2 separate regions of the Mus musculus genome follow, and region 1 is linked to region 2. A link is a contact called in ENCODE Hi-C data. All regions are on one chromosome and are shown on one strand. Each heading gives the region's core, a stretch centred on a gene start or an enhancer-like site at or near the end of the contact. The rest is flanking DNA. Distances are from core to core; before and after follow the strand shown. Region 1 holds the start of Cltrn (collectrin, amino acid transport regulator). Region 2 holds the start of Piga (phosphatidylinositol glycan anchor biosynthesis, class A).

The links. A loop is a pair of places that touch in the nucleus more often than their neighbours do.
Region 1: a loop to region 2 is called in a map of heart, with 2.5 times the contacts of the local background. The contact joins the promoter of Cltrn here to the promoter of Piga in region 2. A Hi-C loop is called at or near these places in 4 of 37 maps with a recorded cell type or tissue (heart, left cerebral cortex and regulatory T cell).

The regions. Positions count from the first base shown.
Region 1 is chrX:164,085,302-164,092,592 of GRCm38, reverse strand. It overlaps Cltrn (collectrin, amino acid transport regulator), which reads right to left and starts at 2,406. Exons shown (of 6, transcript NM_020626.2): 1 at 2,263-2,406; 2 at 1,846-1,904. The coding sequence starts at 2,320.
Region 2 is chrX:164,416,132-164,422,830 of GRCm38, reverse strand. It overlaps Piga (phosphatidylinositol glycan anchor biosynthesis, class A), which reads right to left and starts at 3,051. Exons shown (of 6, transcript NM_011081.3): 1 at 2,991-3,051; 2 at 1-247. The coding sequence starts at 185.

The sequences.
Region 1 (7,291 bases), core at 1,157-3,656, 330 kb after region 2:
TCTTATTATCACAGGCTAAGTGGGTAATGAAGAAGGACCGTGAACTTCTGATCCTTCTGCCTCCATCTCCTAACTGCTAGCAGGCCTGGCTTATGGGGTGTTAGAGATGGAACTCAGGGCCTCACACATGCTTGGCAAGTATTCTCCCAGCTGAAGTACAGCCCAAGTCTCCTGACTCAGCAGCCTCCAGACCAATCCAAAGGATTTATAGGAGTGACCTATACTTCTGCATGTTCACCCCCAACTTACCCTGCTTATTTTATCCCCCTCTCCAATATCTGACTTTTTCCTTCTCCATCTTTGCAAAAACAGCTCCTGCTAACCTCCTCAGCCTTCACAGAATGATCTTGGCCTCTCACCAGCATTTGATGGTTTAAACAGTTCCTTTGTCTTGAAACAACCTCCCTCCCACCCACTGCCCGCATGAAACACATTTCCCATGCAGTCCCCCTTTTTCAAGGTCCTCAATGTCGTGTTCTTCCTCACAGCTTCTGTTCCAGACATCCTGGTCTTCTTTCCATCCTTCAGGGTCACCGAGCTCCTGGAGATTCTTGTTATGCTCACATGTGACAGCCCTCTGCCATCCTTCCCTCCTTCTCTGTTCTGTGTCTCTTCATGGTTACATTAGACATTGCAGAAGTGCCTGGGACAGAGGCTCCTGCTGAGGCCAGAGACCAGTATACTTCTCCTTCCTGTAATGCTTCTTAAGACTGCACATCGTATTTGCTTTACTCACTATTTGACACACAGCTGACTCTCACTATTATAAGTTCCGCAGGGAACAGACAAGCCCAGTGTTAGCTGCCATCACATCCCTAACATGCAGGCAAATCTAAAGATCCTGTGATAAGAGATTTTATACCCTGGCTGGGAGCAGGGTCTCTGCAGTCAAACTCGCTGGGTCTGACTCTCCTGCCATTTACTGACTTGAGATCTTCAAAGAGTCGCGTATGTGTCTGGGCCTGTATGTTTTCACTCATCCAGTCAGAATGGATATACCTGTACTCAAAGGGGAAGGGCTCAGAAGCTGATAGGAGTTTAGTGTTTAGAAGAGCCTCCACAAAGAAGTAATAAATAAATAATGATTTGATAAAGGTTTATTTTATATGCTATAACAACTATTACTTATCAGACGAATAATGAAAACTCTGGCAGCTGATTAGTTAGCAAGTAGAATACTTTCAAATCCCTTTAGCAATCTGGGTTTTGTTTGTTTTTTTTGTGGTATGAGGCATTAATATCACCTACTGGTCTTTTTTTTTTAATGCAGAGCATACTAGGACACTGACACTAAAGTTAGACAATAGCATCTCCTTAATTCAGTGATCTTTCCTACTCTTCACCCCCTATAGACTCTGAGGATCTTAAACTTCTATTATTTCAAGCACAATCTCCGTACTGTCACCTTCATAGATGGGAAGAATTGAAGCTTCACATAGAACTGGATAATTTTGTACTATGAAATAAATTGGTAGCACCAGTCTTTCTTTCTGAGAACTAGAAAACAGACTGATAACATTTAGATGCCCATGATAGTGGAGGGCAGACTTTACCTAGACAAACACATCTACATCAGACCAGACAGCCCACTTTGCTCTATGTTGCTGGACTGAGTCTTTCAAGCTTTCAAAGCTGTTTTCCATAACACAATTTCCCCATGTATTTTCAATCACTCAGTACTGATTGTGTACTTTAAGAAAACTCATTCTATCAGTGACTCCCATGTTACTGTAATCTAGCTTTGGCAAAAGATCAGACTTGAAGACTCAGAAGCCATCTATTTGAGAAAAGCCCAGAGCTATTGGAAAACAAAACTTGAAATGAGCCAGCAGGTGTTCTACTTACTGCTTTATCTCCAAGAGCTGCTCTGATGCTAAGTCTTACTTTAAAGGCATTTTCTGCATCTGCCAGAGAGAGGGGGAAAAAGAAAAGGGAGGGGGGGGACAACAAAGAGCAGTAAATTAGGATAAACTGTGAGAAAACGGAGCCTGATAAACCCTAATGTTTAACACAGCCCAGATGAACATAACAAAGAACTACAATTGATCTGTACTAGTGCCCCTGCAACTTAAAAGAAAAAAAAAGCCTATGAAATCACCCCCATTTTCCCTTCCGATTGCTAAGAGTCACTGGTTCAACTTTCAAGCCACATGTCCAAAGACTTAGGAAAAAAAAATCATTCTTTTTTTTTTTCTCCACTCTATGACTTTTCAAGCATTCAGGAATCTGTTAATTTATTTTTTAAGCTTCAAGGCTACGTACCTGGATGGCAGAGTTCAGCGTGAATAGTAGTCACCAGGAAAAAGAGCGCCCACAACATTCTTTCAGAGCCGCAAACAGAAGACAAACTGAGGGGAAAATAATCCACTCTCTACTTAAAGCTGCTTTAACCATTCTGTGACCCGGATTAGGGTATCGGAGAAATCAGCGAGCCACCATCTAAAAGGTTTAATAATTAACGCCCATCAGTTGGGTTAATACGTCCATAGAAGCGAACCATCCCCTGTCAGTTATTTACGAAAATCTATTTGAGAAGCAGGTTAGTGGGTTCTTCCTCAAACTCTACCTCATAAGAATGTTTCCTGAGCTGACACAATCAGAAGCCTCCCACCTGCCTCCTGTAGTTGTTTGGTTAAGCTAAACGTGGAGAGCATGGAGTTTTCTTTGGCATAATCTTTGTGCCCTTTCAGGCTAACCAATCTGATTCAAAGACAGGCTACCATACTTAGGAAACAAATATAACTCCTTTTTCACCTCTGGAGAGTAAAGGGAACAAGACTTCCTAGACTGTTGGTTGGTTAACAATTCCCAACTAGAGGATGGCTAGGTTAAACTCTAAGATCTGGCTACTGTCTAAAACTCAACATTAATGATATAAAGCCTCACGCTGGAGATGATGATCATTGGGTGATGACGATGGTGATGGTGATGACGATGGTGATGGTGATGGTGATGGTGATACCTTCCCTGAACAGTGCTCTGTCCTGGTGCCACTAGGAAGAAATGAATGCTAACCCTTTAAAAGGGGCTAGAACTGCTAAGAACCTGTCATTTAGTTAAGTTGCTACACAGTGCTAGTGACAACATTGTTCAGCGCAACTATTTAACAATGACTAAGAACTACTTACTGTGAGCTAGGCTCCCTGATTATTTCTCAAATCCTTACAGTGGTTACAACCGTCTCACATGTGGGGTATCCAAGGACTGAGCGTTAAAGTCATTGGGTGCAATGACATGAGGAGAATGTCCCTTTCCCAGCTACCCTGACTTAGCTTCAAGCTTATCACCATTACACTGAGTCTCTGGTCCTAAGAGGTCAAAACTGAAATTAAAACCAACCCCTGAGATACTCTGAGGTCTAAGATAGTGGGATGAAGGCTCTCCCCCAGTGGGCATCCCACCAACCATGGCAATAGAAGTTCCTTGGGGCCTAGGCCTGGGCTTTCCTCTCCCTCGTGGCAGTTCCTTCCTGGAAAGTCCTGAGTGGGAAGATGAGCCTGGATGACTCTGATGTTCAGTAGGACATTTATTTGGGTTTTGAAGCAACAAGGAGGAAGCTATGAGCAGGGGCATGTCTGTTCCACTGAGAGACACGGTGGGGGCAGGGTATGTTGGAGATGGCTCTCTTCTGTCAGCTCGACCCACCCAAGGGAGGTCGAGCGATACCCACCATTTCTCCACCTTGGCACCAGGGATGTTGAGAGAAGAAAAGCTGTCCCAGAGGAAGAGGCAGCCAAGCCAGGCCAGCCACTCTAGCAATGTCACTGTTAAATGCAATGGAAATTTCCCAGAGGAAAGAGCTGACCTCATTTCAGGGGAGAAAAAAAAAAACTAGATGAGAAGAAAAAGACCGTAGGCACAGAGAGATAAGGAGTCAGTCAGGGTGCAGTGGTGTGTTGGAGACACAGACATCTAATTTAATTTGCTTGTAGGCTTTCACTTTATAAAAGTAATAAATTCCCATATGCTCTTATATGGCTGTGACTGGAATTGTAGGAAAAGCACACTAAAATACTGAGTCTTAGCCGGTGTACAACATTCATTTCCAAAGGGAAAAAGTCTCTGAACAGCTCTTGTTTCCCAGTGATTGATATCTCTCTCTGTATCTCTGTCTCTGTCTCTGTCTCTGTCTCTCTCTATCTCTCTCTCTTTCTCACACACACACACACCTGAAGGCACTGCATTGCACACATGTTGTGCACAGACATACATGAAGGCAAAACACTAATATACATAAAATAATAAAAGAAGAAAATATGGAGAAGTAAAAAGAAAGGTTTTAAATACACCTAACACCACCAGTATGAATGAATAATGTGGACATATTTTAAAAAATAACACACATTTTTCTTGGCTGTGAACTTTTTGTCTTCTTTCATTTTCGTTTTCTTTTCCTTCCTTCCCTCCTGCCTCCTTTCCTTTCCTTTCCTTTCTCTCTCTCTCTTTCTTTCTTTCTTTCTTTCTTTCTTTCTTTCTTTCTTTCTTTCTTTCTTTCTGACAGGTAGCCCAGGTTGCCCTCATACTCACTGAACAAACAAGTATGACCTGGATCTCTTGATTCTCTGCTTCCACCTCTCAAGTGCCACAATTATAGATGTACATCACCATACCTGACAGCTCTGGACCTTCTGGTCTGTTCCTATGAACTGTTGTTTTGGCTCATAAACTGGCACAATCAGCACAAGGTGGTATGATGCTGGAACTTGAAATGGCCTCTTGTCTTCTCTCCTTAAAGAAATGCTGCTATTCCGCAGAATCTAGTGAGTTAGTTTAAGAAATGATACCTATGGAATAAAGGTAACTTCTTACTTCTAAATGTGTTTTCTTATTTTCTGTATGCCTGTGGTGCATGTGGTTGTATGAGTGTGTTCACTTGTGTGAGTGGGTTCATGTGGGTGGCTTCATGAATGCCAGGAGAGAATGTCTTGCTCTGTCACTCTGTCTTACCACTTGAGACAGGGTCTTATTCTGGCCCAGGAAATAAGCTGAGTCATCAGGAAACCCCAATGATCCTCCTGTCTTTGCCCCACTACAGTTTTGGGGGTTCCAGGTTTGAGTCCACATAAGTCCTCATTCTCAGGCAGTATGTGCTCTAACCCACCAAGTCTCATCTCCTCAGGTGTGTGTGTGAGAGTGTGTGTGTGGGGGGGTGTATACACCATATTGTGGAAGCACATGTGTGCAGTGCTGTTTCCCATCTGAAGGTCAGATATTAACTTTGTACATTCACACCTCTCCTTCGACCCTTGAATGGGTTCTAAATATCAAAGTTGTGTCTACAGGCTTGCTTAGCAAGCCCCTTCACCTGCTGAGAGCCCTCTCCCTGGCTCCCAAGGGGCTTTGTTTATATGTTTATTTTTTACTTCTTATTCATTAAATGTGTGTGGTGGTAGTGTTTTGTGCACATGTGTGCCTGTGCAAGAGAGAGGCACAGAGAGGTGGGGATAAGGGGAGGGGGAGGGGGAGAGCACATGAAAGCACATAGGCTTTGGCTCTTGTGTGGAGATCAGAGAAAAGCGTTTCGTGTTTGGTTTTCTCTTGTTTTTGTTTTGATTGTTTATTTGTTTTTCCAATCTAGGACCTAATTCAGGTCTTCGGCCTCCTCACACAGCCTTTATCTGCTGAGCCATCATGGGAGCCTATCAGTAATTGACAGGTACACTTTAACCAGTTGCCTTTTCATTATCTATAAGCGCATTATGATCTTGGGGGTTGAACCACCTGCTGCATTCAAAAAATTCTTGCAATGTTTAAACTTTTTTTCTATGTTTGTTTAAGTTGTGGTGGTGGTGGGTGGTTGTTTGTTTTTTGTTTTTGCTTTTGTTTGTTTTTGAGAAAGGGTCTCACTATGTAGCGCTGGCTGTCCCTGAGTAGCACAGGATGGTCTCAAACTCACAAAGTGAGTCCCTCCCAAATGCTGGTATTAAAGGCATAAAGGTGTGAGTCATCACATCCAAGTAAGCGAATCTTTTTTTTTAGAATTATTTTTTATTAGGTATTTTCCTCATTTACATTTCCAATGCTATCCCAAAAGTCCCCAATACACTCCCCCCCCCCACTTCCCTACCCACCCACTCCCCCTTTTTGGCCCTGGCGTTCCCCTGTACTGGGGCATATAAAGTTTGCAAGTCCAATGGGCCTCTCTTTCCAGTGATGGCCGACTAGGCCATCTTTTGATACATATGCAGCTAGAGTCAAGAGCTCCGGGGTACTGGTTAGTTCATAATGTTGTATTTTTAATAGTATGGTCTCTCTACATACCACTTTCTGGCACGAAACTCACGATGCAGACCAAGCTGGCCTTGACCTCACAGAGATCCACCTGCCTCTGCCTTGTGAATGCTGGGCTTAAAGGCTTGAGCCCCCACACCTGGCACATTATTTAAACCCTTAAACAAACTTTGCTTCCAACTTTAACTTTAGCATTAATAGTTTGTCCTGTAATCCTTTGAAAAGAGATTTATTTGCAACTGTGTTGGTGCATGTGTTTGCGTGTTGGTATATGAAAGCAGGTACGCAAGGAGAACAAGTTATGGCATTAGACCTCCCTTGGAATGGAGTTACAGGACTAGTTTTAAGTATCTGGTCCCAGGTGCTAGAACCAAACTCTGATCCTCTGTAAGAACAACAAGCACTCTTAACTGCTAAGCTACCTCTTCATCTGCCTACCTGGTCAGAGTTGGTTTCAGCTTATTTTATTTGTATAGTATCATGTTCTAAACCAATGCTTAAAATTCCCCCCCCCCTTGCCCTTACAGCATCATTTTGAAAATGATATGAAAGACTTCTAGCCCTTTCTATGTTTATGCCACTGGACTCTATTCCATCACCTCTTTTCTTTCATATTTTATTATTTATTTATTTGTTTGTTTGTTTATTTATTTATTTATTTATTTATTCATTTAACAGGTTCTCACTATGTAGCTCTGGCTGGCCTGGAACTCACTCTGCAGTCGAACTCACAGAAATCCACCTGCCTCTGCCTCTGCCTCCTGAGTGCTGGGATTGAAAGTGTGTAGCCTCTCTTCTGTTTCTTTTTTTATTTCTAATTTGAGACAGGGTCTCGCTTGTCCAGGTCGGCCTTGAATTCATTCTGTAACCCATTCAGTCCTTGAACTTTCATTCCTCCTGCCTCAGCTCCAGGGTAGCTGAAATTACAGACCAGCACCAGCAGGCCCAGCTACTAGATTCTGTTTATGCTTTTTAGTATGTGTATTCGTTTCTCTCATTTTCCATTGAAATTGCCAGAGATTTACCTATTCATGTAATTGGAGAAAGAACAAGATCCTGG
Region 2 (6,699 bases), core at 1,802-4,301:
TCAATGAGGCACTGAGAGAGCTGGTAAATGTGGCTTTCCACGCCTCCCATGTTTGGGTAGAAAAAGTCTGACACCATGCATATATTATGGGTGCAGGTCCTATCGTCGGAAAGGTTTCCAGAGCTACCCGGGGAAGGCGACACTGAAGGAGGCTGGCCTTGCCCACCTCCTCTTCTATTGGCCATGCTGAGGTGGTCCAAGCATCAGTTCTCAGAGCAAGCCAGTTAAGAAATGTGTCTTCTGTCACCTGAAAGAGAAAAGCAGGACATCAGCTCAAAACTGCATCTCCTTTCATACCTCAAATCCTGTTAGAAATAGTTTTAATGTTAAGGCATATTTTTAAAGTTTTTCACTTAGAAATAAAAGCAAAGCACACTATAAACGTATTCATTTGAGAACATCTACTTGCTTAGCAGGGTGATGCCATAGGACAAAAGAACTGAGATTCTGCAATGTGTTAACTGAGCTGGGAAACTGGTCCACTTTTAAACGTTGTGTCACAGTGCATAATGGTTTGCTACAAAACCAATTCTTTCAAAAAATTAAACATCCATTTCCCTGCTTCTCTTATCACTCTTATCAGCTTATTAAGCTTTCTTACCTATTAAATCACTATCTATCCAACACTACACAGACTAAGAGTTTTCTATATGTGGCCATAGTCTAGTTGACAGACCTATACAAGGTATCAATTATATAGTGTAAATGCAAAGCCAAAAGCTTAAAGAAGTTAGAACACAATGTGCCAGGCTATTAGCGACCATACCTTCCCACATACTTTTAAAGCCAAGTTTTAGCTTATAGCTCATGCTGACCTTGAATTCAATATTCCTGGCCTCAGTCTCCTGAGGGCTGGGATTACAGGTGTGCACCACTGCACCTAGGAATCTCCCTTGCACTGGGACCATGTAAGCCACAGGACATGGTAAAAGGGACATGCAGATCTTTGACCTCAGCCTATGAAAGGTTCGATGGCTTTTACTTCTGGAGTTATCATACAGCTACTAGGTTAGAAGGACATGGGGGAGACAATGAGAGGAAAAGGGCTTACAAGCTACATGGAGAGATAGGGACCCAGCCACCTCTACATTCTTACCTGCGCCCAATTTCTAGCCAGACCTCTAGCTAAATGCAGCCTTCTACAGAAACCCCTGAAAAGACTCATAAAAGTACCACTAGCTAAGTCTAGCAGATTCCAGAGTCATGAAAAATAGCAAAAAGGCTGTTTTATAGCACTGCCTTTTGTTCTGGGTTGTGAAGCAGAAAAGGATACTAAAACAGGCTAGGATGTGAATCTAAGTATACTGGCACATTGTCTATTTTTACGAACAAATTTTTACAGGAACCTGGCTTGCCCATTCACTTATATTCTGAATGGCTACTTCTGTGGCTTTGAAAGAAATCAGATGACCCACAGAGCCTAAAATATTTACCATCTGGTTCTTCACAGAAAATGTGCTGATTAGGGCTGCACAGCTTAGCTAGTGACCCAGTACATCCCATAAGGCTCTGCTGGTATTATCTCTGTGGTTTCCTTTAAAATGTACCTGGAACTAGAGCTTTCTTTTTAAGAACACCCTCTTCAAGTGTTCCCTAGAGCTCATGCTGAAGACAATCTGGCTTCTCCTTCCTTATTCAAGGATAGCTATGCTTAAACTGCTCCCTTCTCTTTTCAGAACCCTTCTTTTAATTATGGAAGCCTTTCCCCTGAGCACCCTTTCAGTGTAGACCCTGAAAGGAAATGGAACAGGACACAGGCTTTACATGTGGGCTCTTTCCTACATCTAAGGCTAAGAAAAGTTCCCTTTAGGAGTTCCCTAAAGTGATGCTCATATGAAGTGCTCATTCAATACTCTGTTCTATAGATGCTTAGACTTTTAATGCCACAGCTTTAGAGATCTGGCAAAAATCCGCCTTAGTTGAGATCTACAAGTCTACAAAGAACTCAATGGAGGATTACTATCCTAACTCTCTGAGTTTCAGCTCTCACCTGCAACTACATGTGTCCATTTTCTCCCACAAATTCACCTACATTTAAAATCGTCTCAGAAATTCAGAGGGAGGAGGCAGGAAAGAAAGGAGCACGTGCTTGGGAGACAGAGAATTGAGGGTTCTAGGGCAGGGTAAGACAGCTACATGGGGGCACCCGGACACATAAACTGGAAAAAAAGAGGAGGGAAGACCAAATTTACAACCAGTAAGTAAACAAATAATGGAAGCAAGAAAATATGAAGTTTGCAAAAGGGGAAAGCAAAGCCTCAAGTGGCTAATGCTGTGCTACTGTCATGTGTCATCTAAACCTGGTCCTTTAGTCCTATCCCGTTTTAAGAAGTGAATGATAAGAACAGAAATAATGAACCAAATGAAAGTATGTGAAAATACTCACTGAATCTTGGCTTCTATAAGTGAATAGAGGCTGTAAAATCTGGTCAATTCTCTCTCCAGCCCTACATGCTAAGCGATCTGTACAACTTCCCTACCCAAGCCATGTAAATGACAAAGTCAAGAAGTCCTCAAAATTCTCAATCGTGCCCAGGGAACTCCCTTATTAGTAGAAGCTTCTGAGGATCCTTAGAGGGGGCTCGGACAGGGCTGAGAAATCAAGAGAAGTATACTTTAATCCAGTCCCAAGGCAGTGCACACGCACTCCCTGAGAGGCAGCTCGGGTGTACTAGAGCCAAAGAGGATCAGCCCGGGTCCACCAGCCAGCACCCCAGGATGAGACAAGATCCGGCCAGACCCAAAGGGACTCGGAAAAACGTCCTAAGATTCCAGTCACTCGCTCTACTAAACTCAGTCTAAGAACCAGTTCCAACCCTCAAGGCACCCTCAATCCCCATTTGATTACGGAGACCCACGGACCCGACTTCCGGGCCTCAGATAGAGTAGGCTTCACCTCCTCCACAGCCTGCCACGGTCCTGTGAGAACGGCACAACCCCATCCAGAGAGACCGAGAACGTTAGAAAGGACAGCCAAGACGCGTACTTACCCTCCAGTCCCATGGCCGCCACTGTCCGGACCTCCCGCGGCAGTTAACAGAATCCCGCCCCGCTGCTCCAAAGCACCAATCAGAAGCGTCCGCGATCCGAGCGCCGCGCCCCCATGATAACCAATCACACAGAGGTTCTGAATTACGTAGAAGAGAGACGCCCAGTCGGGCCCAAGTCTCTAGCGCGGGATTGTAGCGTCAGCGAGCGCAGGAGCACGTCTCCTAAGAGCTGCGGAAGGTCCCGGGCGTAAGTGCCCTGGTTGCTTAGTTACTGCGTCTCTTTTCAGGAAGCCCGGTCTCTCCCCGCCTCCTTCCGGTTAGAGAGACCAGGCGGGGCCGGGCCGGGCCGGGGGCTGGGGGGAGGAGCGGGAATGCGGGGAGGGCGGGGATAAGAGGAAGGGCAGGGTAGGGGGCGGGGAAATCAAGGCCAGGGCGTTTCTAGTCAGTATGGTACCACAGCCAAACCAACCACATCCATTCTTGTTATTCTGGCAGGATTGCTAAATGTGATGCATAAAAGTACAAAAATAAAGAAAAATCACAGCAAGTCAAAACTAAACTCTGAACTTTGAATCTTAGATCTACATATCTGTGCGTGTCCTAAAGACTGAGGACTTTCCTTTTAAAAGTTCAGATTTTGTTTTTGTCTTACAACTCTATGGGGGGGGGGGGGTGTCAGGGAATCTTAGGTATAACCTGAAACGCTCCCGCTCAAGCTGCTGCAGTCCTCAGCCAAAACTGTCTTGCGGTCTGGAGCCAGATTGTGCTTGGCCAAGAAGACAGAATCTCTCGATTGTTGTAATAGTCACCTGCTCTTTATAGTTGGTACCTGCAGATTCCCCAGCATGGCCATTCCTGCATTTTCTAGAATAAATTGTTTTCTAAGCAACAACACCATCACCATGACTGGCATCCACTTGAAGCTTGTGGTAAAGTTAAGGGTATTTTCTAAAACAAAACAAAAAGTTGTGCCAGGTGTGGTGGCGCACGCCTTTAATCCCAGCACTTGGGAGGCAGAGGCAGGCAGATTTTTGAGTTCGAGGCCAGCCTGGTCTACAGAATGAGTTCCAGGGCAGCCAGGGCTACACAGAGAACCTGTCTGGAAAAACAAAACAAAACAAAAAAGTTGTAGCAGATTTGAACTGTAGTATTCTGCCTGAACGACCACAAAGCATGCCTTCAAAGACTCTCAACCAGTGTGTCAGGACCCCTTTGAGGTATCCTGTATAGGAGGTATTTACATGACGATTCATAATAGTAGCAAAATTACAGTTATGAAGTAGCAAAGAAAATAATTTTATGGTTGTGGGTCATCACACCACAGCATTAGGAAGGTTAAGAAACACTGCTTTAGAGAACGTTCTTGGAAGCCACTAGAATTTGACTAAAATATTGCTGTGCTGGATATTCTGATGATAAGGTATGAAGGCAGCCAATGCCAGTTGTACTATCAAATAGTCTAAAAAGAAAAGATGTCAAATAAAGTAGTCAGCATCTTCCCTTGAAATTTAGTTCTTTGCAAATTCATATGTAAATAAGCTTCCTTGGATAATTTTAGAGTGGGAGGCACCTCACACATGTAGTGAAAGCTGGCTGGCTATCTATATGCAAAGTACACAAAGAGAAAACTTGGCAAGAGTACTATTTCCAAACCAAAATGAAACTGAAGCATATGGAACTGTCTATGAGAAAAGGAATTGCTAAGGGAAATATGTGGGAAAAGGCTGGGAGCTTCAGAGAAAAAAGTATTTCTATCTACCAACATTTATGAAACAAGAAGTAGGGGGTGTCCATAAAAGTTGAGAACAAGATCCTTTCAAGAAAAAAAAAGTGAATAAAGATACAGAGGCAGATGCTGACTGTTCAAAAGATATTTTTGTGCAATTATACAAGAAAGAGGTAGGGAAGAGATTTAGCCAGAATACTGGCATTGTCAGTAAGAGTTAGAGCAAACTGGTCGAATGCTTAAGAAAAATTGCTGAAGAAAATGTACTTGATGCTGACCCAGATTTCCAGCAAAGATGACATTTTTCAATCATTATTTTGTGACACTCTTCCTTGTTCTGCTTCAAATCGAAAATTTCAGATATAATATAAATGAGAGAGGTAGAACCAAAGAGACGCAGAATCAAAATTGCAAATTGTTAATCAAGATGAAAAGCTACCTAGGCCCTAGACAAATCTCGAGTGGAAGTAAAACATGGACCAGGGATTAGCTCCTACGGAATAATAAATACTGGCAGAATCCATGTGTGGCTAGGGACAGGAACTAGCTTTGTGAGAAATTTTTACATTGGTGGCCTTCAATAAATGACCCATCAACTGATAACCTGTATTTAATCCCTCCCACATTGAGTCTGGGGCTTGACCATGTGGCTTGCTTCACTAATGATACCCTGAGCAAACGAGATGCAGCAAATGCTTCGTAAATGTTTATGCACTGGGCCATGCCCTGTTGTAGCCTTTCCTCTTAAGAGCTTATGGTTATTTGTGTGAAGAAGCCTAGGCAGGATGTTAAATGAGAACAGCCACATGGAGAAAGACTTGGAAGAATGAGACTCATGTTGGCCATTCCATCTTACCTTGAGTTCTACTTTAATTGAATGGCTTCCTGCGCTGTGTGGAACAATATAACCGTGTAGCCAATCCTGGTCAACCAACAGAATCAGGAATAATAATAATAATAATAATAATAATAATAATAATAATAATCACCACCACCACCATAATCATCATCTCGAGAGTCATTTTTGACTGAAGATACAAAGTTTCAATGAAGTTTGTTACACAGCACACAGCAACAGATAACTTGCCTGATACTCACCCCCCACACACACACTTGATAATGGATATGAAAAACTTCATTGCAGCAGTTGATGCCTGTCGAGAGATAAACCCTTACTAACAGAATTGAGCTACTTACAAAGTCATCTTCAGTATGCCATTAACACTGCTTGTGTGGTCTATATCTCACAGACATACTCTCATGGAGGTGAGAATTTCTCTCAGAGAAATTCCAAAGTATTAGGATAGAGGTAATATTAAGAAAGACACACAGACATGTAGCAAGGGAAATTGAATCCACTCCAAGTGCAATTAAAATAATAGATAAATAGGAAAAAAACTCAAGATAAAAGTTTTTGAGAAAAGTATGTCAAAGCAAACACCAACTGGTAGTAAATAACCAATTAGAAAATGTGAACAAGTTATTAATTAAACACTTTTAAAACGTGGGGCTGGAGAGGGAAATAAGTCAGCAATGGCATGCCTAGCATGCCCAAGGAGTTGGCTTTGATCCCCAGTATCCTGGTAAAGTTGAAGCTGCGTACCATAAAAAAAAAAAGAAGTGAGTCAAAGCAATCCCTCCCTTAAGTTGCTGCTGTCCTTTGCTCACAGCAGTGAGAAATATAACAAATACAGAAAATTGGTACTTGAAAATGGAACCATTACTGTGGGGAATCTGACCAAAGGTGGTGCTTGCACCTTTGAAAAGCCCTAGAACACTGTAAGCTGAGCCTAAGAGACCATTCCAGTGGTAGTTTGGCAGATCAGAGAGTCCCAAGGCCCTGGAGGACTGGCTTGAAGGGTTTCAGAAGGGAAAAAAATCTTATCAAGAACTAATCTAGAGGGAATTCTAAGGCAGTACAGAAAGACAGGGAAACTTACAGGGAAATGAGAAGGGGAAGGAGCTGGAGTCTGCTTGGATCCT